Regions from separate parts of the Homo sapiens genome. Here region 1 is linked to region 2. Evidence: chromatin loops called from intact Hi-C (ENCODE). Cell type or tissue: ascending aorta. All regions are shown on one strand. Links, peaks and the distances in the headings refer to the core of each region. The heading gives the core; the rest is flanking DNA. Region 1 overlaps THSD4 (thrombospondin type 1 domain containing 4). Region 2 holds the start of LOC124903521 (a long non-coding RNA gene).

Region 1 (15,214 bases), core at 3,568-8,567, 98 kb after region 2:
GAGATGGGTCTCCTGAATACAGCACACTGATGGGTCTTGACTCTTTATCCAGTTTGCCAGTTTGTGTCTTTTAATTGTAGCATTTAGCCCATTTACATTTAAGGTTAATATTGTTATGTATGAATTTGATCCTGTCATTATGATGTTAGCTGGTTATTTTGCTCGTTAGTTGATGCAGTTTCTTCCTAGCATCGATGGTCTTTACATTTTGGCATGTTTTTGCAGTGGCTGGTGCTGGTTGTTCCTTTCCATGTTTAGTGCTTCCTTCAGGAGCTCTTTTAGGGCAGGCCTGGTGGTGACAAAATCTCTCAGCATTTGCTTGTCTGTAAAGGATTTTATTTCTCCTTGGCTTATGAAGCTTAGTTTGGCTGGATATGAAATTCTAGGTTGAAAATTCTTTTCTTTAAGAATGTTGAATATGGACCCCCACTGACTTCTGGCTTGTAGAGTTTCTGCCAAGAGATCCACTGTTAGTCTGATGGGCTTCCCTTTGTGGGTAAACCGACCTTTCTCTCTGGCTGCCCTTAACATTTTTTCCTTCCTTTCAACTTTGGTGAATCTGACAATTATGTGTCTTGGAGTTGCTCTTCTCGAGGAGTATCTTTGTGGCATTCTCTGTATTTCCTGAATTTGAATGTTGGCCTGCCTTGCTAGGTTGGGGAAGTTCTTCTGGATAATATACTGCAGAGTGTTTTCCAACTTGGTTCCATTCTCCCCATCACTTTCAGGTACACCAGTCAGATGTATATCTGGTCTTTTCACATAGTCCCATATTTCTTGGAGGCTTTGTTCATTTCTTTTTACTCTTTTTTCTCTAAACTTCTCTTCTCGCTTCATTTCATTCATTTGATCTTCAGTCACTGATAACCTTTCTTCCAGTTGATCGAATTGGTTACTGAAGCTTGTGCATTCGTCACGTAGTTCTTGTGCCATGGTTTTCAGCTCCATCAGGTCATTTAAGGACTTCTCTGCACTGGTTATTCTAGTTAGCCATTTGTCTAATCTTTTTTCAAGGTTTTTAGCTTCTTTGTAATGGGTTCGAACTTCCTTCTTTAGTTCAGAGAAGTTTGATCGTCTGAAGCCTTCTTCTCTCAACTTGTCAAAGTCATTCTCCATCCAGCTTTGTTCCGTTGCTGGCGAGGAGCTGCTTTCCTTTGGAGGGGGAGAGGCACTCTGATTTTTAGAAGTTTCAGCTTTTCTGCTCTGTTTTTTCCCCATCTTTGTGGTTTCATCTACTTTTGGTCTTTGATGATGGTGACGTACAGATGGGGTTTTGGTGTGGATGTCCTTTCTGTTTGTTAGTTTTCCTTCTAACAGTCAGTACCCTCAGCTGCAGGTCTGTTGGAGTTTGCTGGATGTCCACTGCAGACCCTGTTTGCCTGGGTATCAGCAGTGGAGGCTGCAAAACAGCAAATATTGCTGAACAGCAAATGTTGCTGCCTGATTGTTCCTCTGGAAGCTTCGTCTCAGAGGGGTACCTGGCCGTGTAAGGTCAGTGTGCCCCTACCGGGGGGTGCCTCCCAGTTAGGCTACTCGGGGGTCAGGGACCCACTTGAGGGGGCAGTCTGCCCGTTCTCACATCTCAAACTCCGTACTAGGAGAACCACTACTCTCTTGAAAGCTGTCAGACAGGGACATTTAAGTCTGCAGAGGTTTCTGCCGCCTTTTGTTCAGCTATGCCCTGCCTGCAGAGGTGGAGTCTACAGAGGCAGGCAGGCCTCCTTGAGCTGCGGTGGGCTCCACCCAGTTCCAGCTTCCTGGCTGCTTTGTTTACCTACTCAAGCCTCAGCAATGGCGGGCGCCCCTCCCGCAGGCTAGGCCCTCTTTCTTGTTATCTCTTTTCAATCTTGCAACAACCTCCTTTCAGAGAGAAGAAAATCGAGAGATTCTAAGACTGGTCTAAAAATATTCAGATAGCATTAGGGTTGGGGTTGGAAACAGTTTATCTAAATAGTTCATAATTTCAGTCTTAACTGCCTCTTTAATCAAAAAGTTATTTAGAAGAATGCCTATAACTGCAAGTGGATGGATTAAAAATAATTCTTAATAATTTCTAGTTTTATTGCTTTTTGGGTCAGAAATATAGCCCTGAATAAGTCTGAACTTTTAAAATGTAGTGAATTTTGTATTATGGTCTAATACACAGGCAGTTTTAGTGGCTGTTTCATGAGTCTTTGAAAAGACTGTTATTTCCTTTCTTTATTGGGTGCCGAGTTCTCTGGCTTTCTCCTAACTTGAACTTACATGACTCCTATTTTAGGGTCTAATACACAGGATATCCCGGTGGCTGAAACAAAGACATTTTGGAGGTGCTTATGACTCAAATAGCAAATCATCATTGAAACACATTGACATACCTCAAACCCAACTATATTTTTGGGATCTTTTCTGGATCCATAAGATCTGGTGGTGAAGCTTTCCTTCAGCTTCTAAAAGACAGCTTCGAATGGTGGTCAGGAAACTCGAGTTCTTGGCCCTACTCTGCCACTGACTTGCTCCTGTCCAAATTGCCTCTCCATGAGCTACAAGGGTCCAGGCAGATGTTGTCAAAGTCCATTCTGCTTCCAAAATCTGTGACTCTGTGTGGTGGGACTCTGGCTTTTCATCCTGAAGGTCACAGGCAGTTCACGAAAGACAGTGTTCCCGTTGAGAGTGAGTGAGTGTTTCTTGGAGAAAGCATTATATACACACAAATGCTGCATGATGGTCCCTGAGAATTAAAAATCATTACTTTAAAAATTCTGAAACTGCTTGTCTGCAATCAGTTGTAAAGTCACTAGGACAACCCTTCCCTCAGGATGTTATGTGAACACTGGACTGAATTCAACTACAAAATAAGTCAAGAGGGTAGACCTGGAATGATATGCAAAATGCTGGCTTGTATTTTCTTGTGTGGAACAGCTGAGCATGGGCTGGGTGATGTTTGTCCTCTTCCAAAGTGATGCAAACACATGTTTCTAGTGCTCAGTACTACAGTCCTTCTGCCCTGATGTCCTTGACTGTGGAGTGGTAGAAACTCTCAAATGGGGGATGCAGAGGGAAGTGTACCTTTCTTTGCAAAGCACTCAGTTCATTTTCTTCATTTCAAATGTACCATGAAGTCGATATCTTCATTATTTCACTCATTTCCCATCTGTCGAGCACTCAGTATGCATCAGGGTGTGCTATCTTCTGGGGAGACAGAGCTGGATAAGAGAGAGATCAGCAAGTGAGTATCTGTTACTTCTTATCCCATCTAAAGTGGCACATGAGCTAACCACATGCTATATATGAATAATTGGATGCAATAAGAAGGGGATGTGGTAAGAAAATGTTCATCTAAATATCCAAATCAGAAAGTGGTGGTTCTAGGGGAAGGAGTGAAGTTCTACCAGTTCTGCTGTTAGAAAGGCTGCCTCTACCTCATCAGAGCTCTGGGTCTCCCTCCAGCTTCTTCAGAGGCTGCATTGAGGAATGAATCTTGAGGGTGAGCAATGGCCCTGACCTTCAGACTTTGAATTCTAGGAAAGAAGTTGCTTGCAGGAATGACCTCAGCCTAATCACTTGAAATTAAGGCAGCAAAGGAAAACGCCCAATCTCTGTTTATAAATGTGCAAAACAATTTGCTAGACAAGGCTATTACTCAAGCAAGAGACTATTCACAGATGGTGGCTTGGGCTGGGTAGACACAAAGGCTAGGACAGCAGACCATTAATCACCATGCACAGACGTGCTGCTTGGTAAAAGTGAGCCTCCCAGACTAAGAAAGGGTGTACTGTAGGGGCTTAATGTGGAATCACCTGTCCTGCGGGTATTTAGAGAAATCCTCACAGCCACAGAAATCCCCAGAAGCCCACAGAAGGGATTTCAGACAAATCCACATCTCCTCACACTCCCTTTTCCCCATTTCCCCCACTTCCTAAATGTAGAACAATTCCAGGATGTTGCAAATGTATGCATTCACTTAATAAAAACTGCATGTCTGCCAGGGACCGAGCACCACGAGGATTGTGTACACTAAAGATGATCTTTTCATCCAAGTATGTTACAGTTTACATGGAGAGATGAGGCAGAGTATGTGCATGTGGACACATATGTGTGCGAAAGGGAAATAGCCCAAGACAGTGATGTTTTCTCCCTCTTCCTGACAACTTCTCTCCATCTTCATCTCAACCTCATTGGTGCTTTCCTCTGAGCAGCCTTTTCTGACCTTCCAAGACCGAGTTGGATGCTCTGGTTCTGTGTTCTCATCGCTGCCTATGCTTCTCCCCTCCCATCACTTTCACACTGAATTGTAATTGCCTGTTCAGTTGTTTGGGTCACTCTTCCCCAGCCCCCTACTGTGTCTTTTTTGGGAGCAGGGACTTTGCCTGTCTGTGTTACTCCTGGCACAATACATGTTTGTTGACAGATTCCACAAGCAGTATTGATGATGTCCTCTGTGAGTGGAGTTGGAAGGGGTCATTTGAAGCCCAGGAGAAGGGGTTCCAGCCAGCCTTGAAAGATAAGTTAAGAACAAGAGGAGAGAGGATGTGGTTTTATCTAGTGCAGTGGTTCTCAAAGTGCGGTCCCTGGACCAAAAGCATCAGCATCACCTGGGAACTTGTTAGGAATGCAAATTCGGGCCTCACTCCCAAATTTGCTTTCACATTCCATTGCATTCCACACCTACTAAATCAGAGGCTCTGGAGGAGGACCCTGGCAATCTGGGTTTTAATAAACCCTCCAGGTGATTATGGTGAACTTCAAAGTTTGAGAACAACTGACCTAGCACTTTTCTACTATGACTCTGTATTATTTATCACTGAGACCAATGTACTGTCACATACCGACTAGGCCCTACCTGCGACTTTGTGATTATGCATAACAAATAGAGTTTGTCTCCTGCTACTTGCAGTTGATTAATGGCGAGAGTTCTTATGCAAGAGATTCTGAGACCATGACTGTGCCCAAGGTGAAAGAGTGCCAGAATTGATTAGTAATGTCTGTCATGGGTGCAGGAGGAGGAGTACTCACATCCTTTGCTCACACCTCTTGCATGTGCTGTCTCTGACTGGAGCCAATCCTGAATGTATGTAGGACAAGATGAAGGCAGTGCTCAGGTCTGAGGGCCTGGCTGCAGGCTCTCTTCTGATCTTCATGCTCTGAATTTTTAGGACCCAGCCTCCTTCCTTATGCCCTAGTTTAGATGTCCTGTTTCTTGACACTGTTCTTACCATGATTGAGTCTCCCACACCAGTCCCATACTCACCTCCTTCATACCACCACTCTTCTGGGTCTTGATTGATAGTTTGCCCTGTCACTGTTTGGCCAGACCACCAACCCTTGTTCTGACTTGCAACCTTTTTCTGGCCATTCTGTGGTTGGGTCAGATCATTTGGATCTCCCCTGGGACACACATAATTCTGATCTGCCCTGAGAAAAACAAATCTTTCCCCCTTGCTCCCATTTGCAAACTCTTTGCCCAAACCAGGCCAACTTATGTTCACAGACTCCTAGTCTCTGCTGTCTCCTCAACCTGTGCTAGTTATCCAAGAAAGGGATCCCAGGTGATGGGACCAGTATAAGCAAAGGCATGAGGTCAGAATATGAAAAATATGATTAGGTCTGTAAGTAGATCAGTCTGGCTGGGTTAAGAACTCATGCCGAGACATATTGGATTGAAACATCAGCAAACAATTGGTAAGATCAGATTTTGAGGGTCTCAATCCCCCAGCTCTGGAGCTTAAACTTCATGCCCTAGGAGGGAGCTACCAAAGGCTCTGGGTTGGGGAAGGTGGTGACACCTTAAGGAGATGCTGTACGAATACTCACCTAGCAGGTGTGTGCAGGGTGATGTGCAGGGAGGGACCAAAAGGAGGTGGCCACAGTTATCTGGGCCTGATGTGGCACTGATTGTGGGAAGAGGAAAGAAATGGACGTGAGAAAGGAATTCTGGAGACACTCCCAGGAGGGAATCAATGTGGCAGGATGGCTGATTTCATGAAGGGGGTAAAGGACAGAGAAGAGTCAAGGTGACTGGAATAACATCAAACCTGACACAAAGAGGGATGCCCAGTGGGGAAGAACAGATGTGAGAGGAAGTTGAGGACTTGAAATTAACACTAAATGAGTTTGAGGTGAAAGCAGGGAATCCTGGTGGGAATGCTGAGCAGGTGAATGGAAATCCAGGACCACAGGCAGTATGTGGGCTAGGATCAACAGGAATGTGGGTGTTCCCCATCCTAGGAGACAGCAGGAAAGGGGAGAGGGGAGGAAGGAGCTGTGGACTCTGAGCCATGACCCTTGGGGAATGTCTGCATCGGGGTGGAGAAAAAAGTAGAATCAGGGAAGGAACAACCCCAGGGGAAGGGAACCAGGGGGCTGTAGTGACAGGGATGCAAAGGGACAAGAGGACATTGAAGAGAAGGTGGTCGTCTGCAGTGTTAGTGCTACAGGGAGGATAAGGAGAAAGAGGGCGGGCGTGATGAGGCCTGCCTGTGGGTTTAGAGACAACACCCAGGGTGCAGTGGGCCATTCTGTTTCAGGGCAGCTATTCGGGACCTAAGCTAACCGTGTATCTCCAGGGAAACTCTTTTGCTGACAAGGTTGCAGGTCATCCTGGGCCTGAGAACTTTGTGATATACAGAAGTCATTCTTTAAAGTCCTGTTCTTTCCTGCTTGTGATCACACTCTTGCCTTCTTCTCTATTCCCGGACATATCCACAACACACACACACACACACACACACACACACACACACACACACACACAATTTCCTTCAGTGACTCTTCTGAAAGCCAACCTGAAAATAGCAGAACATAAATTGTCCTGCCATTTTCCACCTACTTATAGGCTTAGTTGTTCAAGGCTAGCTACTGAGATGTCGGGAAGAAATTATCTGCCTTGTACAGTTGTTCAGGTTGTGCACTGCACAGGGTACTGCATCTAAGGGGATAGCATTTACGTTGTAGATATCTTTATTTTGATTTTTTTCATATTTTATTATAACTATTGATTCTAAAGATTAGTGATGTGTATATTTATTAGAACAACTTTCTGGCAGGTAACAGTAAAGTGGCTTTTTCTAATAATATCAATACATCATACAGTTTTCTATCGGGTCAAAATAAAGATGCTGAGAAAGGGATGCCTTCACTATTCTTGTAAAGGCATGATGAAAGTGGCCTGGAGAGCTCCCACCAGATGAATGAGGGGTGGAGGCTTTTGTGAGTAGATGGCTAGCCAGCTTCTTTCCAGGTGTGGACCATCAGAATGGGCACTGGTTGATTCATTCTAATTGAACAATCAATTACCAACCACTTGTTGTGTGAGAAGACCTCTGTCTAGGCTATGAGAAAGACAAGGTCCCATCATCCTTGAGGAATTCAGAATTTCAATGAGAACACAGGTAGGAAAACAATGTAATGCAGTAATTGCATATATAAAGTACCAGGGGATGCTTCGTCCTGCCAGTTGCACTGTTCCACTCCATTATGCTTTAGTTTTTTTAGTGGAATAAGCTTAAATATTAGCCATAATTAAAGCATATTTTTTAATGAATATTTTATGGTTGAGAGTCACTGCTTAATAAACCTAATTCTTTCTTCTAGGTATAAGAAGGTAATGTTGTTGTCATTATTGTTTTTTGTTATTTTTTTGAGGCAGGGTCTCACTCTGTTGCCCAGGCTGCAGTACAGTGGTGTGCTCATGGCTCACTGCAGCCTGGAACTCCGGAGCTCAAAGGATCCTCCTGCCTCGGCCTCTTGAGTAGCTGGGACTACAGTTGCATGCCACAATGCTGGGCTAATCTTTTTATTTTATGTAGAGACAGGGTCTCACTATGTTGCCTAGGCTGGTCTTGAACTCCTGGGCTCAAACAATCCTCCTCTGTTGGCCTCCCAAAGCGCTGGGATTATAGGCATGAGCCACCATGCCCGGCCAGAGGGTAACTTGTTTTAAGCCAGTTGTTGAGATCAAAAGCTTTTTAAGGCTTCTGCTCCAGGATTAGGTAGCACTGGTGTGTGTGGGTGGGGAGGGTTTCTTTAGCTTTTCTCATTTTCTCATTGTTAAAGTACATCTTAGCTGTTGGTTACAGAGAACAAGGAAAGGTCATCCTACCCATCTTTTCAGTTCTAAGGGGATTCTGGTTCTCTTAGGTTTACATGGCTATTGTTTTCTTATAGTCAGCTGTTGTCATATCTAACTTGTCCTTCGCCAGCCCTCCATTCCTAAGAGGACAGTTTTCCTTCCAACCTCTGACTCCATTAAGTTTGTAGTTTATGACAAATTACTGAAGCAAATGGCTTCTTTTTTTTTTTTTTTTTTTTTTTTTTGAGATGGAGTCTTGCTCTATCGCCCAGGCTGGAGTGCAGTGGTGCGATCTCGGCTTACTGCAAGCTCCGCCTCCAGGGTTCACGCCATTCTCCTGCCTCAGCCTCCCAAGTAGCTGGGACTACAGGTGCCCACCACCATGCCCGGCTAATTTTTTGTATTTTTAGTAGAGACAGGGTTTCACCGTGTTAGCCAGGATGGTCTCAATCTCCTGACCCCGTGATCCACCCGCCTCGGCCTCCCAAAGTGCTGGGATTACAGGCGTGAGCCACCGCGCCCGGCCACAAATGGCTTCTTTACACATGTATGTGTTTATTTGCTGACCTTTGTTGTTGTTGTTGTTGTTTAAAAAAAAACTTCAGACAAATTAAATTTAACAGAATTTAATTGAATGATTCACAAATGGAGTAGCCCTTGGAACCAGAACAGGTTCAGAAAGACCAGGGCTGCTACATGGCTGAATAATATTTATGGACACAAAAAGGGGAGTGAGATACAGAAAACAGAAGTGAGGTACAGAGAAAGCTGGACTGGTTAAAGCTTGGAGTTTGCCTTATAGCCACCTGTGATTAACTGAAGGTTGTCTGCTGTGACCGGCTGAGACTCAGCTACTTATTACAAAGGCAAATTCCAAAGTTAGGTTTTCATTTTTGTTTACGTACTAAGTTGGTTGCAGTTATGTAAGGACTCAAGTATGCAAGTACAGAGGCTTTCTCAAGCCAAATTTAGTTGAATTTAACAATTCCCTTCTTCTTTTGGTCAGCCTCTGACCAAATTTTGAGAGATTGATCAAAACTTTGGGCATTGGTGCCACTCTCTGTCGTCATCATAAAAGGACTTATTTGGTCTCAGTACAGAACTCATAACTCTTATTTGGTCACAGTATGGAATTCACAAGTCACAATGTCATGTCATCAGTTGAATAATTTTTTATATTCTTGCTAATCTAGTCAAAATGAAACCGTTTGATGCTCAATGAATGGCTGCATACAAATATTTAAGACTTGAGAGGGTACAACACACCCAGGAGACGACTGTGATCACTATCAAGAGAATAGTATCAAAAGACCAAAGTACACTCCTTAACAAGAGCCCATACAGACCAATCTAAATCAAACAAACCAAACTTCTGGAACTTGAGGCAGTTCAATAATAGCTGAGTCTAACTGATCATAGCCCCTGTTTTGGTTTTGATGGCAATCAAGGGACCCTATCTTGTTGCAAAATAGTCTGACTCAAAGAGGTATCCATCTTGGTAGTGAGCCTGGCAACACATGTCATAGCAATCTGGAGACACAGTAGAAGAAACACAGATTGGAAACTTTGAAAAGCCAAGCTTGCCACCCACCACTTAGGATGCCTCCAAACCAACTGTTAGCTGCTTCCGTAAGCATATTATATTATGCATTCCTTTCCCTTTCTCTTATGGGAAAGGAACACATAATATGTTTATTGCCGTCCCATTGAGGGTGGCAATTTAATGTCGTCCCTCTGTAAATGTTCAAATGGCCCATCAGGTAGTGGAAATGCACCACCTAAAGTTTTGATTGTCTTCCTAGGATTATGGGCTTGACAAGCCAAACATTGGTTGTAGACCATTTTAGCAAGCTTAGAATAGTCACCACACTAATATTTTTCATTATTTATATCATTTTGCCTACTGCTTGATGAGTTACAGAGTGCAGAACTTGTAATAAGGGAAACTTTAAGGACTCAGGAAGGGCCCCAGGGCCTCCATGAGTCCACACTTTACACTGACTTTGCATCCTTTTAAATATCAATTTTGTTTTCCAATTCAGGTACTTAGCACCATTTATTAAATAGATTGCCATAGGTAATTTAATTTGGATCAATCTTATGAAGTTCATTCAAATTGCATATCTTAACAATTTTAGTATTGGCTGACTTAATATAAAAACCTGCCAAAGCATTTCCTTGGTGTTAATATTTAATTAAGTTTTGCTCTGGCTTGATGTTGGGCTAGCAGTTTTATAAAGACAGTCAGTTTCTTCCTAAGCATTCTGGGAATTATTACCCTTCCATTGGAATTATCTTAAGGTTGTCAGAAACCTGTACTTGTCAGAGTCCTTTCCATCCTTTCCATGAACCTCCTTGGACACAAAGCACTTTTGGATTATCGATAGTTGACTGTGGATGACAAAAGACTTAACATGTCCAGTTAAAAATCTAATGAGAATTCATTATAATCAGCAATTGAAAAGAAAATTTGGTTATTTCTGTAGCATAGAACATTTTAACATAACTGAAATTATGACTGCTGCCGTATTAGATTTTTAGTAATCCCACACAATTTTTGGAACAGTCATCTTAATATCATATCCATAAAAGTAATTTAAATGTTAAACATTATTTCTTATTTGACAATGCTTCCCATATAGTTAACATATCAAGTAAGTCTACTCAGTTTAATATCTCTTTTTTTAAAAGGTGAGAGATACATCCTTTGCGATTTTCCAGGGGCCCTACTGAGAAATCACAAAGTTAATTCAAGATCAAAAAGAATTAATTTAGATTTGATTTGGGGAAGTTTGTCAAAAATGTCAAAAAGTTTAAAACACTTAAATATGACCTTGGTTATGTATTTAATCAAGATGACAATAAGGTATTTTAAGGACAAATACAGAAGTTTACATAGTTGTAGGAAAAATCTTAACTTTTTAATAGAGAAGACCCAGTTTTCTTTAGTAATCAAAGACCTAAGAAAGACAACATGAAGGACAGGAAAGTGTTTCGGTAAAACACAGAATTTTTATTTTCTGGGCCAAATGCCTAAAAGGTAAAGAAAAACCTTTCACGATTTCCTATTAAGAGCAGAAGCCAATACTCCAAGAAAACGTTCTTCTTTTAACAGAGAGGACCAAATGCTAGTTTTGCATCAGTGTACTTTTGCTATTAGCACTCAATTTTAGAAAAACAATTTCCTTCTAATTTTAGCCAACTTGATCACATATAAAATTCCTTTTATAATACGCATCTTCCACAAACCTTCTACATCTTATCCATTTAGTTTTATCCAGTCATTCTTTTCTTCCTTCATTCCTTCTGAAACCACCTCCAAACTAGATAAGACTACTCTTCCTTAACAATATAACACATCCTCATGCCTTTCTTATAACTTTCCTCACCAAAAACACATCTTACTTTTACTGTTTCCCTTATTATATCTAGTTTTAATTACCTTATATTTATTAGAATTTTAAACTATTAACTTTAATTTCTCATGGAATAAATAATTTTGAAGGGAGATGATACCATTTTATAATTTTTAGAAATGTATTTTCTCATAACACAATTTTTTATGTTTCCTAATAGACCCAAATATATTTAGCTTCTCTATACTGTATTAAAAAATGCAGAAGTATATATACTCTAAACCTATGTCCAGCAATTAATGTTCCAGTATTTTAACTTACTTAGACATTTAATAAGTATCTATTACTTAATGTAACATGACTTTAAGACATTAAGTTACTGGAAAATAACTTTGAAACAATGAATTTTGAAACAAGTTTATCCCATCCTAACAAGGGGTTGGGGTTGAGTCAAGGGACCCTTCCCCCCATCATTGTTTTTTTAAATTAACCTGTTAGATTATTGCCCTAAGTGATTTCTAGTTTGCTTATTATAATTTCTGTCTTCCTACTTTTTGAATTTCTCCAAATTGCTGTAAATAGAGGAAACTGGTTTTGGACCCTGTAATTTTGGGGGACCAGCAGGGGTCCCCCTCGTCTGTCCAGCCTTTGGTAGATTTGGCCTTTGTTTTAACCTCAGAAGTCTGTTTGACTTATCCCCTTTTATCATAAGCATCTAATGATTTTTTTCCTAAATTTGCATTTCCAAAGTGATGGCTTAAGCAAAGCTAGGTAGAACATTTATATCTCAAAGGCACGGAACTGAGACTTAAGGCTTGAATACCATCATTTGCCCAAATCAAGAAAGAAGGTCATACTTTAAGGCCTACTTAAGGCAAAATGGCCACTGTGATATTGTGATATATTGCGATATAAATTTAAACCAGTGTCTTTTCCATTTTGAGAGTTTCAAATGACTGGATCCTTCCTCTGTTCCTGGTACAGAGAGGCTGACAACTTTACGAATGTGGATTTTTTTTAATTGATGTAAATTTCTTTTACAAAAGGATTTCAAAATAGCCAGCTAAATGCCAGAAAAGTGTATAGTCGGCCCTCTGTATCTGCTTCTGCATCCATGGATTCCACCAACCATGGATCGAAAACATTCAGGAAGAAAAAAACAATACAATCGTAAAGAGTCATACAAATAAAAATACAGGATAACAATCATTTACATAACATTCACATTGTGTTAGGTATTATAAGTAATGTAGAAATGATTTCAAGTATACAAGAGGATGTACGTAGTTTATATAATACGCCGTTTTACATAGGAGACTTGATCATCTGCAGATTTTACATCTGCAGGAAGTCCTGAACTAATCCCCTGTGGATATTGAGGAATGACTGTATTTGAGAGACCAATTTAGTTCAATAGGTGGTCTCTTTGCAACTTAGCTTCTGTTTCTTAGCTAAAATTACTAATTCAGGGCAGAGCTCATTAACAAATAGGGCAAAGAAACTATTTTGTGGCCGGGCGCGGTGGCTCACGCCTGTAATCCCAGCACTTTGGGAGGCCGAGGCGGGCGGATCACGATGTCAGGAGATCGAGACCATCCTGACTAACAAGGTGAAACCCCGTCTCTACTAAAAATACAAAAATTAGCTGGGCGTGGTGGCGGGTGCCTGTAGTCCCAGCTACTCAGGAGGCTGAGGCAGGAGAATGGCGTGAACCCCGGAGGCGGAACTTGCAGTGAGCCGAGAGTGCGCCACTGCACTCCAGCCTGGGCAACGGTACAGAGCAAGACTCCGTCTCAAAAAAAAAACAAAAACATGAAACTATTTTGTGTGCCTGGATTCAGCATGGATAGCACTGAAAAAGATGAAGCCTTCCTTTATCTGAAGGTATACCTTTATAAACACTTTATCCAGCTTGCTTTTTGCCTTCTGGATGAGGTAAGTAGCTAAGCCAAAAGGTTAGCAGATTCAATTTTTCTTTCAATTAGTTGCTTCAGTTTTTTATTTGCCTTTTGCAAATAGTCTTTTAAAAGAGGCAATAAAATTTTTGAAACCTTCTTAGAAGCATCTGCACATCAATAGGCTTCCCGGGTGAGCCTAGTTCTGGAGCCCACATTTTAAAATGCACTTCTTAAAGTGCAGTGCCGTTCATTTGGAACCATCCACATAACGGCATTGTAATTTTAAATTATCTTCAGTAAGACTTTGCCTTTCAGGGCCTAATACTAATACATGTAAAGGTAGACATGACAAGAAAGTGGAGTACTCAATTCTTCCAAAGTTAAGGATCCCATTTTTATGTTGAATGTTGGCCTTGGCTCTCAGATCCCCTTAACCAGCTTAGCCAATGATTTTTCTTTACCTAAACATGCAAGAAAAAGAAATGATGAGGATAGGACACAAAATCCCTGCAAATTTCTGAAAGCTGGAGTTTGCACCCCCTTCAGTAATTGCCATTTACTGCCAGTTTCCCTTTGATTCTGTCAGACATCTGAGGCCTATAGCTGGATCCAGTCCAGTTAATTATTGGATCCAATCCAATCCTGGATCCAGTCCAGTTGCTTTCGTGACTTCCGAACCCAATTCAGTTAAAAAAAAATTGCTCATATAAACTAGGAGAGCTCTAGACACAACGCTGTGGAGTTCAGAACTCAAGAGAAAAACTAACCCATGACCTCCAGTTACAAACGAGAGCAGTGAGCACTTTGGGCTCCATGGATACCTCACCTGGTTGCCTGGTGTTCCTGGGGGTCATTGGAGTCTGACTTTGAGTCCCACTTGTGACACTAATCTCTTAAAAGAAAAACCTTAGACAAATAAGAGTTTAATAGAGCAAAGAACAGTTTGTGAATCGGGTAGCCCTCAGAAGCAGAACAGGTTCAGAAAGACTTTGGGGCTGCCACATGACTGGACACTTATGGACACAAAAAGGGAAGGATTGTACAGAAAACAGAAGTGACTTATAGAAACAGCTGGCTCACTTAGAGCTTGGAGTTCGCTAAAGCGAATAAATTTGAACCTGGTTTGAATACGTGGCCACCTGTGATTGACTGAAACTTGGCTGCCCTGATTGGCTGAGACTCAGTTATCTGTTACAAAGCCAAATTCCTAAATTAGATTTATGGTTTGTTTACAGAGTTAGGTTTTGGTTACATAAGGGCTTGAGTATGCAAATATGGAGGCTTTCTCAAATCACGTTTCGTTTAATTTAACACCTTCATAAATAGGATGGACTTAAGAGATCATCCCAACCTCCTTACTGTACAGATCAAGAGATGGGGGTCCGGAAAGCTGCTGATGTTCATGCTGTGAGTTTAACACCAGGAAACAACAATTTATCAGTAGAACTGTGTGTTAGTTTAAAGAAAGCAATGGCAGAATGGAGGCAGAACTCTAAGGAAAAATGAGGAAAGTGATGCTTAAGTAGCTAGCGGACCAACAGAAATGTCAGAGAAGAAATCATATTCTCTGTCTCATAGGCACCAGTATTTCCTGGGACTGTTTACTGAGTAGGTGCTTAGTGAAGATTGAATAAATGCCAACGTACAGAAAAGCAACACCAGAAATCAGAGAGTGACAACCACAGCCTTGTTTCTGCTGCCCAAATGTTAATGGGTTGACTTCCATTAAAAATCAAAGACAAAACAGGCAGCTACTTAATGGTTTGCCAGCCAAATAAAGAAGCTCATGCTGTGAGCAGCTAAGATAATAGTTCAAAGGAATGCTACCCAAGGAGGACAGGTAAGCAATTTCCAGATTCAGCCAAGGGTTCCAGGACTAACATAAGGATGTACAATTATAAAGAAAGACT
Region 2 (15,214 bases), core at 6,911-11,910:
CAAGCTACCACTGACTTTCTTCACAGATTTGGAAAAAAACACTTTACATTTCATATGGAACCCAAAAAGAGCCCATATAGCCAAGACAATCTTAAGCAAAAAGAACAAAGCTGGAGGCATCACACTACCTGACTTCAAACTATACTACAAGGCTACAGTAACCAAAACAGCATGGTACTGGTACCAAAACTGATATGTAAATGAATGGAACAGAACAGAGGCCTCAGAAATAATGCCACACTTCCACAACCATCTGATCTTTGACAAACCTGACAAAAACAAGCACTGGAGAAAGGATTCCCTATTTAATAAATGGTGTTGAGAAACCTGGCTAGCCATATGCAGAAAACAGAAATTGGACCTCTTACTTACACCTTATACAAAATTTAACTCAAGATAATTATTGAGCACTTACTATATTATAGGCACAGTTCAAAGTGTTGACTCATTTAATCCTCACAATTACCCCATCAGGTGGGAACTAGTTTTTACCTTCATTTTACAGATAAAACAAAGGCCTAGACTAGTTAACTAACTTGCCCACGGTCACCTAGCTAGTAAGTGATAGAGCCAGGTTCAAACTCCAAAGTCTGGCTACAGGAATTTCTACTCATATGTATATGGAAGCCAAGAAAAGGGTTTCCAGAAGGAGAGGTGGTCAACACTGCTGAACATCAGAAGAGGTCAAGGGAAATAACTGAGAAAATAAGACAAGGATGGGCTGTTGGGAACCCTACTGGAAGGGAATTAGAGTGGTCAGGTAGCCATCTCTCTTTTTTTTTTTTTTAATGGCCATGTAGAAGGCATATTAGGAGTGTATGCTACTTTAAGGAGAAGGGAAAGGTTTGTCTAGAATGATAAAGGAATGAGGATGTTCTGTAGATGTGAGGATGTAGCTTGTAGCAAGGGAGTACAGATTTAATAGAATGATATCTCTGAACCTGTGCTATCCTAAAAGAAAAGATGCAAAGTGGGCATTTTTTCTTCCTGTAGAATGTGTATTATTGCTTCTCTGCAAGCTTTTATAAAAAGCTTCTTCATCATTTAATAAAAATTAATTCATTCAAGAGAAATGAAAGTAATCGTTTTGCCATAAAAAAAAATTTGCCCAAGAATGTTCACAGCACCTTTTTTCATATTAGCTTCAAACTGGTAACAACCCAAATATCCATCAACAGGAGACTGAATAAAAAAATTGTGGTACATTCATACAATGGAGTATTACTCAAAGTAAAAAAAGAACACACTACTGACACATGTAAAATCCTGGATGAATCTCAAAAACTTTATGTTGAGCAAAATAAGGCAGATACAAGAGCACATACTGTCTGATTCCATTTATATGGTATTCTATAATAGGAAAAATTAGGCTGTGGTGATAGAAATCAGAACAGTGTTTGCCTATGCAGGTGGGAGGAGTATTATAGCTGGAAAGGGAAATGATAGAACCTTCTGGAATGATGGTAATGTTTTATGTCATGATTGGCATTATATACACATGGGTGTATACAGTTATCAAAATCCATTGAACTATACACTTATGTGCATTTTATTGTATATAATATAAACTATATTTTTAAAACCTTATGATTCTCTTTTCCCTTTTCTCTTTCTTTCTCATTGTCTCACTCTCTGCCTCTCTCTCTCACTCTGTCTCTCCAATTCCTGAAGGAGACTTTTAGAGCTAGTATTAATGTCACATTGTGAACTATTCTAAGGCTTTCTAGTTTCTCTCTTTTATTAGACTCAAAAATGTGTAGTATCAACTATACAACTACTAGGAGAAAACATAGGAGAAACACTACAAGACATCAGTCTAGGGGATGATTTCTTGCATATGACCTCAAAAGCACAGACAAAAGCAAAAATAGACAAATGAGATTATATCAAACTAAAAAGCTTCTGCATAGCAAAAGAAACAATGAATAGAGTGAAAAGACAACCCACAGATTGGGAGAAAATATTTACAAATCATACGTCAGATCAGGGGCTCAAATCCAAAATATGCAAGAAACTGAAACCACTTACTAGCAAGAAAACAACTCTTAAAAATGGGCAAAGGGGCTGGGTGTGGTGGCTCACACCTGTAATCCCAGCACTTTGGGAGGCTGAGGCGGGCAGATCACGAGGTCAGGAATTCGAGACCAGCCTGGCCAACATAGTGAATCCCTGTCTCTAGTAAAAATACAAAAATTAGCCAGGTGTGGTGGCACGCACCTGTAGTCCCAGCTACTCGGGAGGCCAAAGCCGAATTGCTTGAACCCAGGAGGTGGAGGTTACAGTGAGCTGAGACCACACCATTGCACTCCAGCCAGGGGACAAAGTGAGACTCTGTCTCAAAAAAAAAAAAAAAAAAAAAAAAAAAGAAAGAAGTGGGGAGGGAGGGGCAAAGGACCTGAATAGACATTTCTCAAACGAAGACATAAAATAGGCCAACAGGTATATGTTAAAATGCTCGATACCACTAATCAGCAGGGAAATACAAATTAAAACTACAATAAGCTATCATCTCATGCCTGTTAGAATGGCCATTAGAAAAAAGATGAAAGATGGTAAGTGTTGGGAGGCCGAGGCAGGCAGATCACTTAAGGTCAGGAATTCAAAACCAGCTTGGCCACGTAGTGAAGCCCCGTCTCTAGTGAAAACACACAAAAAATTAGCCAGGTGTGGTAGCGCGCGCCTGTAATCCCAGCTACTCAGGAGGCTGAGGCAGGAGAATCACTTGAACCCGGGAGGCGGAGGTGGCAGTGAGCCAAGATCATGCCATTGCACTCCAGCCTGGGTGATAGAATGAGACTCTGTCTCAAAAAGAAAAAAAAAGAAAAAGAAAAATGGTAAGTGTTGGCCAGGATATGGAGAAAGGGGAACCTTTGTCTACCGTTGGTGGGAATGTAAGTTAGAACAGCCATTTTGGAAAACAGTATGGAAGTTTCTCAAAAAAAACTAAAAATAGAGTTACCATCATTCTGCAGTCCCACTTCTGGGTATATAGCCACAGGAATGTAAAGCAGTGTGTTGATGAGACGTCTGCACTTTCATGTTCACTGCAGCGTTATTCACATGCCAAGATATGGAAACAACCTAAGTGCCTATCGACAGCTGAAAGGATTTAAAAATGTGGTCTGTGTACATGAAAGAATACGATTCAGCCTGAAAGAAGAATGAAATTCTGTAATTTGTGACAACATGGGTAAACCTGGAGGGCGTTATGCTATGTGAAATAAGCCAGGCACAGAAAGATGAATATTAGATGATCTCACTTTTATGTGGAATGTAAAAATTTGAACTCAGAAGAAGAGAGTAGAATGGCAGTTACCAGAGGCTGAGGAGGGAGGGAGTGGGTGGTGAAAAGTAAAATGTTGGTCAAAGGGCACAAAATTGCAGTGAGACAGGAGGAAAAAGTTTTGGTGATCTATTGCACAGCAAGGTGACTATAATTAATAATAATGTATATTTCAAAGTTGCTAAAAGAGTAGATTCTAAATGTTCTCACCACAAAGAAATAAGTATGAGGTGAGGGATACGTTAATTAACCATATTTTCTTATTCCACAATGTATACACGTATTGAAACCCCATAAATATATACAAATATTTATCAATCGAAATAAAATTTAAAAATACACAGTATCATTTTGAGACTCATTTAGAATTATAGGGCTTTGCTGGGCGTAGGAATCCTCTAATAGGTCAGAATCCGAGGAAGCAAGCCAGACATCTGTGTTAGTTAGCTTTCTTATTTTGCAAGCAACAGACACCAATTTTGGCTAAGTCAAACACAAAAGGATTTTATCAGGAGGATATCCAATAGCTCAGAGACCCAACAGGAAGTGTGGAGAAGTAGGCTTGGTAAAGGATGGAAACTGGGAAGCCCTGGGCTTCCAGGTGGACAGAACTCACAGTCTCATTAGTGTGCTGCTGCTGCAATGGAAAATTCCAGCAGGTTTCTCCATCTAAGAGTCAAAGTCCTGGTAACAAGGGTTGGATTGGCTTAGCTTAGGCCACATCCCACACCTTGGCCAGGGGGAGCTGGGACACCCTGAGTGACAGTCTCGCCAAGACTACACACAGAGGGGAGAAGTAATTTTCAAATAAGAAATCTAGAAAGAAGGGAAAGTGGATATGGGATGGACAAAAATGATTGGTGTCTGTGACTGAAACTCATGACATGTCAGGGTAGCCACCTGGCTCATCAACTGTCATTTCATCATTCAGCTGGTAGGGCTTCCTGACACCTTTGGGGGAATTGTTGAAATTGAAATGTAACACGCAAGTATCATTCATTCCTCCTTCTTGTTGTGTTTGCATTTCTGAAGATTGTACAGACAAGACCTGTGTAGATCCCCTCTGATCCCAAATGTGATGCTGGTGTAATTCAGGTTGACCAGTGTGTATTTACACAGGCGCATGGGCCACTGCATCATAAGGGGGCATGACCTTAGGATGGGAGTGAGGAATGATTCCCTCCTCCCTGATTCCTATAATCCTGGTTGCTGGTCTAGTTCTTCTCCCACCACTGCTGCCAAGTAGGAGTATATGTGTGAAATGTCTCTGGGACAGGCCTCCTTCTCACACCCACACCATGTTTCTCTCTCTAGCTAAAGAGGAAGGAGAATGCAGGATGGGGCAAATGGTTATTACCTACCTCTGTAAGTCTTTCCACTGGAAAATGTAGGATATGAGAAAGGAAAGATTGAGGGAGAAAATTGCCTCTATTCTAGGGTATTCTAGCAGGTGTAAATGATTCTTTAAAAAGCTGTTTCTTTCCTGGCACTTGAACCCATGTCATTCTGGGTAGTTAGTAAAGAAAAGCCTCAGGGTGTATTTCAACATCTAATGAGCAGATTAGACTAAATAGGAATGATTTTAAGGACTTGAAACCAAGCATAGAGCTTAAACTCACTGCAAAATATTAAATACTGAGACCCGATCCTATTGTTTCTCTCTTCCAAGAACTCAGCTTTCTACAAAGACTGCCTTGCTCAGTTGTCATCGTGTGGCTGGTCGGGGTGTCAGTATTCTAGTGTTCCTACTCAACAGATGCAGGAATAGAGACTCACAGGGGTAGGATGGTCTGCCCTGGGTCACAGAACAACAGAGAAGAATCAGAGTCACCGAGAAGTTACATAAGCACAGCCCACCAAGCTGAGAGCAGCGATTTGCCTGAGGGCCTGCAGAAGAATTTCTCCCTCCATGCATCCAAGCCATGACTGATTCATTTCCTTTAAAAACAAACAAATGTGTTTTTACATCAAGACTACTAAGACTTCTCCAGGAAATCCTGGGTCTCTGTCTTAATCTCTTGTAGCACAGTTCTCTCACTCTCCGAGCAGAGGTCACCATGTTGTAAATTGGTGGGGACATGTCCTGAAGGAGTGGTTGGGACATTTTGTTGTACCTTGCATGGACCTTGAGATATTAGTATCTGGTGCATATCAAGAGGTTTTCAGAGTTAGATTTACAACTACGGTGTGATCAGTGAATATGCAACTTATATTTAAATTACACATTCAGCCCATGCTTTATATATTTATCAGACATTCTCACCCCACTGATACAGTCTGATTTGGCTTGGCTCTGTGTTCCCACCTAAATCTCATCTTGAATTGTAGTTCCCATAATCCCCACCTGTTATGGGAGGGTCCAGGTGGGGATAATTGAATCATGGGGGCAGTTACCCCTTGCTGCTGTTCTCGTGATAGTGAGTTAGTTCTCACGGGATCTGTTGGTTTTATAAGGGGCTTTTCCTCCTTTTGCTTGGTGCATCGCCTTACTGCCACCGTGTGAGGAGGGCTGTGTTTGCTTCCCCTTCTGCGATGATTCTAAGTTTTCTGAGGCCTCCCCAGCCATGCTGAACTGTGAGTCAATTAAACTTCTTTCCTTTGTAAATTACCCAGTCTAGCGTAAGTTTCTATCAGCAGCATGAGAACGGACTAATACACTGTCCTTCCCCCAAAGCTGTTAAACAGCTACCAAACCTGCCAGTCTCCATTTCTTAGAAATTTCTGTGAGAACACTCCATGAATCAGTGGGAGTTGTTTACAAAAGATTAAAAGAAAAATCACTTGTGTAGCTGTAGTCTGAGGTGGGAAGGTGCACCCCTCTTTCCTTTTATCTGGGTAAAATCTGCCTTGGTACATTCTTGTGATGCCACCATGTTTACCCTGGAATAATTATTTATTGCCTAGTTACCCTTTGGAGCCATGTTGAGCACAACATCCAGTGTACCTCTTCGGATATTTTAATACAATCATGTTGTCACCCCGCATCTTCTTTTTGCCAGCCTGCTGAATAATTTTATTTCCTTAAACTGATTTCTGTGCTTTGGGGCTTGCTGTTTATTATCCTGACTCTTCCCTTTAGAGTGTGGTTAATGAGTCATAACGCGCAGGTCTCCTCACCTGTGTGAGCTCTGATGTGCTGGGCTTGGAAACAAGGAATGTTATTGGGATTGATTAGTGATGCCTTGATTGGGCTTGGGAAGGGGGAATGGCTACATCTGTGCTGCCTCTTTGCCAGTTCTATGGTTTTTCAATCTTTCCAATCATGGTTACCTAGGTGCCGATTAATCCTGCTAGTTGCTCGAAAATTTGAGATGAGTCTCTATTCTTTATTAAAGACGATGAGCTTCATAAATGTTTACAATATTTCATTATATTTGACTACAAATGCCTGTATGCATTCTTTAATGGCAGGGAATGATGCAAATAAATATGAACAGGTTATCGTACATTGTCTAAATGTATTCACATTTAAAATGTAAGTAAAAAACAATATGTAGCGGATTGTAATTTTTCAAGAGATGACCTTAGGATGGGTGAAATTGTCAGGGGCTGGCCTGGTTTCCCAGAATAATCCTTTAAATTAAGAATTCTCTCATTGGGGGCAGTGTATCCAGAGGTGGAGGAACTGAATCAAGGATAGTTTTAAAAACTGGATCATCTGATGGCTGTGTATTAAATAGGTTTAATTCTTTTGATTGTATTTCCTGTCTGCATCTGAGGCCGTATCCACTGCAGAATAATAAAATGGAGGTACTGGCAACTATTTGTATTTGAATTCTTCTTCTTCTTTTTTTTTTTTTTGAAACGGAGTTTCACTCTTGTCACCCAGGCTGGAGTGCAGTGGTGCATTCTGGGCTCACTGCAACCTCTGCCTCCCGGGTTCAAGTGATTCTCTTGTCTCAGCCTCCCGAGGAGCTGGGATTACAGGCGCCCGCCACCACGCCCACCTAATGTTTGTATTTGTAGTAGAGACAGGGTTTTACCATGTCGGCTAGGTTGGTCTCAAACTCTCGACCTCAGGTGGTCTGCTCACCTTGGCCTCCCAAAGTGCTGGGATTACAGGTGTGAGCCGCCGTGCCTGGCCTGTATCTGAATTATTGTTTCCAAACCCAGCTGCCTTCAGCCTAAACAGTGGCAAGCACTTGTCATCATATCCTGAAGTCATAGACATAATTATCACACCTCTTAGCTGCAAATCTAGGCTTCACCATCAGTTAACTGTTTGAGGCCCTTTTACTTAGTAACCCAAATACTTGGTAATTGAGTATATGTAGGGATATATTTTTCTTTAAGATTACTACGTGTGACATACATTACCCTGGAATAGAATGCTCTCATTCACAGCCATTTCTGTTTAACGTGGGAGACATTTCTGGGTTTTTGCTTCTCTCTGTCTTTCCTATTCTGTGACTGTCACTGCTCTATTGGAATCACTTTTCTCCTGGTGGTGTCCAGTGATCTTTGGATGGTCCACTGAAGGTAGATACCTCCCAGCCCTTTCTGTGCTGGGACTAAGATGGCACATACAGTATTCTGTAGCTCCCTCTGGCCAAAGCAGAAGCTATCATCACTACCCACTGTGTAAGATTCCTCCTGTACAGCAGCACCCTTCACTGGGTAGTGCTTAGTTTTTAATCTATATTTTTTATTCTTTCTTTTGGATTTCCAAATATAAAAATACCACCACTACTGCCTCCCGCCAGCACTCCGCCTTGTGAGGAAAGCACTGTGTAACTTTGTTGACAAATGTCTGCTTAATTATGTTTAATGATTCAGAAATAAAACAGGGAGAAGTCCCACATTTTAATTTCAAACTAAAGACTGCTAGAAGCCAACAGAATTTTTGTTTGCTTGTTTTTGTTTTGTTTTGCTGAGACAGGGTCTCACTCTGTCACCCAGGCTGGAGTGCAGTGGCATGATCATGGCTCATTGTAGCCCTGATCTCCCTGGGGTCAGTGATCCTCACACCTCAGCCTCCCAAGTAGCTGGGAATACAGCCATGCACTATACATTTTTGTACTTTTTATAGAGACAGGGTTTTGCCATGTTGCCCAGCTGGTCTTGAACTCCTAGGCTCAAGCAATCCACCTGCCTCAACCTGCCCCGATACAGATTTTTAAAATGTAGGTGATTAATAACTCACTTGTAGCTCTGGAGCTGTTCAACAGAAGTTGCAACTCAAGAACGCTATTTAGTAATTAATAAGAAAAGTTTGGGGAAACAAAGTTCTACATTGTGCTCTGCTGATCTTTTTCTTTGAAATCTTACTGCAGATGCTGTTTCTCTGCGGAGGCAAGGAGGAGGACCTTGACTAGTCTCTGATGGGGCAAGGAGTTTGTTCGATTGTGCCAGTCTGAAATATGGCAGGTTAGAGGGGTGGAGAAAGCCAAGTATTGCAGGGGTAAGAAACGCTAGGCAGACAAACCTTGTCACGAGTTTAGTGAGCCCAGAAGTCAACAAATGAGTAGGGGCAAGAAACTGGCAGGGCGACCATAGATTTCATATGGTTATTGGATTAATTTATTTTTGCTTTAAAATTTTATCGAGTGAGCCATAATTTATTGGGCTGAGTTGAGTTTTGTCCAGGGGATTGAAGTTTGGATTTATCCCAGGAAACAGCTTTCATCTAAAGTCATGCTCCAGCAAATTATGCTGATTTTAAACGGAGCAGCCTATTAAAAATAGGTCAGATTTCAACAGGACAGTGGAACGTTTGGTTTGAGGAAACTTTGAGTACATCAGTAACTATTATGAGATGTTCTGCTGTGATCACGTGGCCTGCCTGTCATCAGGAAAGGGAGAAAATGGAGGGGAGGACTCTTACATTCCAGTCAATTCACGTAGCCTCTTGATGCCAAAAATTAGAAAGGGGAAGCATATCAGATGTGTACAGCTCAAATTCCATTTGTACTTAAGGTTACGTAACAGCTCATAGTGTAATAGCTTTGGCCCGTGTCCAGTGAGCCTGTAGATATTGGCGGCTTTGCGTGCTTAAAAGGCCCCCATCAATCAGTCATGATGCCTGGTCCTACACCCAGTTGCCATGTTTGTTTAAGCCGGCTTTGGAGGTTGTATAAATAGTGTTAGCAACCTGCTCTCCCACCCTTGGTGATAAATGGCACCTTTAAAAATCCTTTGGCACATTCTTAGGATGCGAAGGAGTAGAACTGGATCCATTGACATCTTTGGTGGTTATCAGCCTCCTTCTGCATATGTTCTTGTGGCATCTCCAGGAGGGAAGTGTGGAGGGTGCCTGGGGCATCCGTACCGCCCTGGCTTCTTGGGCCTCTGCAGCCTCTGCCTGTCTGAATCAGCTAGTGGAGTATCCTGCCTCGTGGAAACTGGCAAGGGCTGCACAGGGGCTCCCAAATGAAACTGTGACTCAGGACTGGACAAGCGAATTCGAGTTCACACAGAATGGAAAGGTGTACTTTTTCCCCTTTAAAAAAAAAAAACACAAAGATTGCTACAACATGTTGGCATTGATTCATGCAGTCACTTTTTGTTCTGTACAAACAGTGGCCTTGGGGTAGCAGGAAGAGCAATGGGCAAAGGACACAACCTCAGTGCAAAAGCCCTAGCTCCCTTGGACCACAGTTGCATATCTAGAAAATTAAGAAATAACTTCCTCTTGTTGTGAGGTTCCGGCGAGATGCCATGTGTAAAGCACGTGTATCAGTGTTGGACATTCCACTATTGGTGACTGGGTGCCTGCTGTATGCTTATCCTCCAGGTAGAGCTTCCAGGAGCAAGTGGGACTGGGCGTGTGCAGATGTAGGGGAAGGGTGTTCCAGGCAGAGGGAACCACAGAAGCAAAGGTGCTTGGGCAGAAAATACAGGTGTTAGGAAACATCGGCGAGTGTCCTTCCTCTGGAGCAAAGAACTTATAAAGGGGAACAGTGTAGGACGAGGTTGGCCTGGAAGTTTGGGGCCAGATTATAGAGGGCCTCAAACAGGAGGCTAAAGAAACTGGACTGCCTTTTATGGGCAGTGAGGAGTTATTGGGGTTTGTAAGCAGGAGAGTAGTATGATCAGAGCTGAGCTTCAGGAAAATTAATCTGGCAGCAAAATCCTGCAAAACCTCTTTGGAACAAAAGGGGTGAAAATAAATAATTTGAAAATTTGGCAGTCATGTTTTCAAATATGTTCTGAAATGTGTAAGCTATAATATGTATTTTGAAATGATAACATCTTTCTTTTTCTGTTCCTGCACAGCAGCCAAATTCCTTGTTCATTCTTTATTTCTTTTCCTCATTCCCTCCCTCCCTCCCTCTCTCTCTCATTTTTCCTGTGTTTCTGTTTCTTTCATTGTTTCTCCTGGTTTCAGTGTGTCTTCCTTTCTCACTCACCCAGTCCCTCCCTCACTCTTTGCCCTGTTCTGTCTTTCATGGTTAGTGGTGTTTTGGAGGTGTGTCTAAACCGAGCCAGGGACTGCGAGTTCCAGGACAGTCCTTCAAAAAGGTCCATCTGCTGGTTTTTGTGCCCAGCATACCCGCTGTGAATGGACTACATTACTGAAGGCTGTGAAATCACCCAAATTTGATCTTCAACTCTCATCATACAAAGTATCGGTATTTTGAATTTGTAGGTGAATCATTTGTAATTCATGGGGGCAATGTTTCTACAATTGAACTTTCTGGACTCATCACCAAAAGGTTCAGTCAGCTTCTGTAACTTGTGGGTTAGCAAGTGGATTCTATAGATACGCCCCATGTCCCTGCCCAGGCAAACTTAATAAATGTGTTCAGACCTTAGGTGTTCATGGATTTAACTCACAGGTTTGTGATTCTTTGTGGGTTCCCCTGTGGGTCTGTGGCACAGAGTTGGGCTGAGGTATGAATCCGAGAAGTCTACTTTGCAAGACACATGTTATGGAAAAGGGTCATTTATCCTTATTGTTCTGCGCATTCATGCATTTGTAACAATGCTTGTTAATTAAAACATTGTGTTGTGTCTGTGAAAAACAGCCATCAGGTGAGAGCAACATTTAGTGAAATCTGAAAGTAGGGTTAACTTGTAGTGTGAGGCTATGCACAGGAAAACGCATATGGCTCTCCATAGAAATGTGATTCAAGCGAAAGCTGGGAGCCTCTATAAACATTCTTGTATTTGTGGATCTGGGAATTCAAGAAGGTTTCAGATGTATGCCTCAGGAATGTCAAGAGTCTGCTGTATATCCAAATTTACAAAACAGATAAATTATTGAATGACTATTCAGGTTGCAAAACGATTCTTCATTTTATTAAATATTTACTGCACATTTACCCTAGAGAAGTTCTTTAGTAAATATAGTACTTGATTTACAGAAATTCAGTGCGTATGACTGTTTCTGGATATATGTATTGTGTTAAGTGGGATCCTTTCTCCATAGCATGAAGAAATTTTAAGATAATCTTTTCTCCATTTGATAAATGAGTTTGTATATATGAAAGGCACTTGTTCAGTAATTATAGAGTTGGTTTTTTACCATGAGGAATTTTGTATCTTAGATGACTAATTTTCAAAACTGATAAAAAATGTTCCTATTTGTCGTGTTCAGCCATCAGCAGTTTCACTGTCCTTTGGCTTTGGCTCATGTAGTATAACCATTAAAACCCTGACTCTGATGTTCACCTGCTCCGGGACTAAAGGCCTCAGATTCCCCATTAGGGAAAGGAGGATAATAGTAGTATCCCCCTCAAAGGTTTGGGAGAAGATTAAATGAAATAGTTCCTACACCTGACACCTGGTATGGGCTCAATAAATGTTAGCTATTATTACTATTTACTGTTATTTTTCTAGTCCCAAAGATGAGGTCAGCTAACTTATGCTGAGTAATATTTTATTTCCAAAGGAGTGTTTTTTATTCAACTTTTCACATTTTGATTTTGTTCTCTCTGTGGACTATTGCGCATTTTCCCAAATGAGGAATGTTTGGCATCTCACTTAAACCGTGGCGTCCAGCAGTCACAGGAAATGCTGCCTTATTTGGTGCTTGGATTAAAAGTGTTCTCAGAGTTCACTGATTTATATCCCTGTCCAGCTGTACCATAACCTGGTATAGTTGTAAGAAATAAAATTTAAAAAAGGAAGAAATAGGAAAAAAGAAGACAAGGAGATGTGTTACTTGTTTGTAAATGTGAGGTTGATCCTGTAGCTGTCAACAGTCCTGTTTCTAGGGGTAGCCATTGCTTGTCCAGTGCTGCCTTGGTTCCGACATATCCTAGCTAAGCTCTGCTCCTTGACTTTGACGGTCCACATAGGCCAACACCCACAGTTAACCCACACTTACTTTCCCACCATTCCACTTTACACTCTACCAAGCACTTCACTCTGAACTTGCTCATGTAGTGACTTCTGCTAGGATTCCTGCCAGTGCTGTTCATTTACCCAGATTCTATCTAATCTTCAGGGTCCAACTCAAAGCTTACCAGATCCATGAAGGCATCCCCAACTACCTGACTCCTCACTGATTTCTTCCTTATTCAACTTGCGTATCCTTTTCAGCCTGGGCCCTATAACAGAGTACCCTATTTTAATTAATTGTAGTCACAATAATACTTACAAACATGCACATAAAGTTCTCTAGCCCCCAGAGGATTTTCATGTATATTATTTCTTTGACCTGTGAGGTGGGCAGGTTAGATTTTTTTTTTTTTTTTTTTTTGAGACGGAGTTTTGCACTGTCACCCAGGCTGGAGTGCAGTGGCACAATCTCGGCTCACTGCAGCCTCCACCTCCCGGGTTCAAACGATTCTTCTGCCTCAGCCTCCCGAGTAGCTGGGACTACAGGCGCGTGCCACCACACCCGGTTAATGTTTTGTATTTTTAGTAGAGACGGGGTTTCACTGTGTTAGCCGGGATGGTCTCCATCTCCTGATGTCACGATCCGCCAGCCTCGGCCTCCCAAAGTGCTGGGATTACAGGCGTGAGCCATCGCGCCCGGCCAGGTCAGATCTTTGTAACTCTGTTGTATACAGTTGCTTGGTCAAGCTCATATGGCCAATGAGACTAAGAACTTGAACACACCAAGTCTACCAGCCCTGTTGCTCACATATGGTTTTACGTCACTTATTTCTTGAATGTTAATATTAAATGTTAATATTATCTCCTTAAGTAGTCTGTAGTATTTTTGATGTTGAGAGAGATGTCTTTTACTTCAGAACCTGTTAATGGCGTTTGACCCTGAACCCAGCTCATTAAAGACTTGGTCCCTAATAGTAGTAATGTTTATTGAATATTTACTATGTGGCAGGCAGTGTGCTGGGCTGCTTTACAAGAAGCATCTCACACAGTCCTCCGAGCACTTCTGTAAGACAAAGGACATTATTAAGTTTAGGTTTAGGGAGGTTTAGCAACTTGCTAAGATCAGATAGATCCAACAGCTAGTAAGCGGCTTTAACTCATCACAAAGATTGGTCATCATGGGAAATTTTTTGCCCTATTTTTAAAATTCATATTTCTACATAGCTTAAAAGTGGAAGGTATCGTTGACAGTGGGCTGCATTGCTGGGTTTGGGGGCAAGGGGAAGATCTGCTCTGTTGAGAGCTCAATGCCCAGGGATGGTAAATGGAGACTCTGGTGGGGGAGGGAAAGAGCTAGCCCTTTGTCCTGTTGGGATTCTTTACTTTAGAAAAGAGCAGCCTTATGTATCTCTTGCCAGAATTTCACATTTTAGTTGGATTAAATTATGTCAGTACCATCATATTCTACTTAAACAAGAGGTACAATGCCTTTTCTCTTAAGTGTCCTTAGCTCTAGACTCGAATGGATGAGAACCCTGGAAATGTGGCCCCAAGTAGTACAAAGAAAGACTAGAGATGTCTACACATTCTTATGAATGCGTGTGGGATTTTCATTGTGCACAGTAGTGTATGCCTGTTTGTCTTAATAGAAAAATGCTTTTATATTCCTTGCTATTGAGGAAAAAAGATATGATTTTTGGATATTTTAAAAATTGGGTTGATAAAAAGAGTGCTAATGCTACATTATAATAAGTTCTGGGTCCAGGCAGCCTCTCTCTCTTTGTTGGTGTTATATATTGAGAACAGAAATTCATACACATAAGTGTTGGGGCATTCCACACAGGGAGATATTCAGCATGTTGCCAAAGAAGTGGTTCCATGCTACATTTTCAGGCATAGGAATTACATATAGGAATTTCGGTAGGTATTTCTTCATGCTGAGAAGCCAAGTTACTTCTATAATATCATGGACCCAAAGTGTTTCTGATTTCAGTAACGACAACTGTTGCTCTTTATTTTGACCCATGTAAATAATTATCTTGTCTTCACATGTAAATAACCTAACTCAAAGACTTACAGACCTCTGGATCTGAGCTCTTCATGAAAAACTCTCAAACCTTTTCATATTAGCTCTTCTTTGCAATGGTGGGTTTCAGCTATGAAAGAAAAAAGTTTCCTAAATAAGTCAATTTCTGAATAATAAAATAATTCATTGTATCCAGGTCTTTACTTTTGTGTTTTGAGAACATTTGTTTTCTCATTAAAAAAAAACAATTCAACAGTAAGTTTAAGAACACTAGTCATGACCTACCCAGTCCTTCCCCCTCCCCATAGCTAGTATTCGAGTGGATAAATAAAGCAAGCTTTCCTAGGAGGCACTTTTTATTGCAATGTTTCTACAAACTAATATTCAACCACTGTCTGCATTGACTCGTTTCTTTTTTTGAGTGTGTTGTTCTCTACTGAAGCTGTCTGTGCCTTCACCAGCCTCTGTCCAGGCTGCTATTCTCAATTTTAACCATCCGCTCTACATCTTCAGAGATGTAAGTACCATTCTTACTATGAATGGAATGGAATAATAATACTTGATTAAATATTACTCCATTAAATAATTTACAGCTAAGCATTTTGCACACTAATAAGCCTTCACAAATAATATTATAAACAGAACAAGCAAAGATCATTAAATGGACTCATCACTAATAT

The links. Peaks named below come from ENCODE experiments on the same cell type or tissue, not always from the same donor. Only the 100,000 strongest peaks of a DNase experiment are listed, where the experiment ranks them.
Region 1: a loop joins it to region 2, with 2.2 times the contacts of the local background. A loop is called at or near these places in 1 of 110 quality-filtered maps.

The regions. Positions count from the first base shown.
Region 1 is chr15:71,371,182-71,386,395 of GRCh38, forward strand. All of the region lies in intron 6 of THSD4 (thrombospondin type 1 domain containing 4), which reads left to right. Among named protein-coding and RNA genes, the nearest start is that of THSD4-AS1, 190 kb to the left of the region's middle. RefSeq lists an enhancer at 14,807-15,214. In ascending aorta, for the core only: no CTCF peak of the experiment used is centred there; no DNase peak of the experiment used is centred there; H3K27ac peaks cover 365 bases.
Region 2 is chr15:71,270,059-71,285,272 of GRCh38, forward strand. All of the region lies in intron 6 of THSD4 (thrombospondin type 1 domain containing 4), which reads left to right. It overlaps LOC124903521 (a long non-coding RNA gene), which reads left to right and starts at 789. Exons shown (of 2, transcript XR_007064701.1): 1 at 789-2,068; 2 at 7,346-15,214. In ascending aorta, for the core only: no CTCF peak of the experiment used is centred there; DNase peaks (open chromatin) are centred at 9,173, 9,613 and 9,953; H3K4me3 peaks cover 1,043 bases; H3K27ac peaks cover 4,426 bases.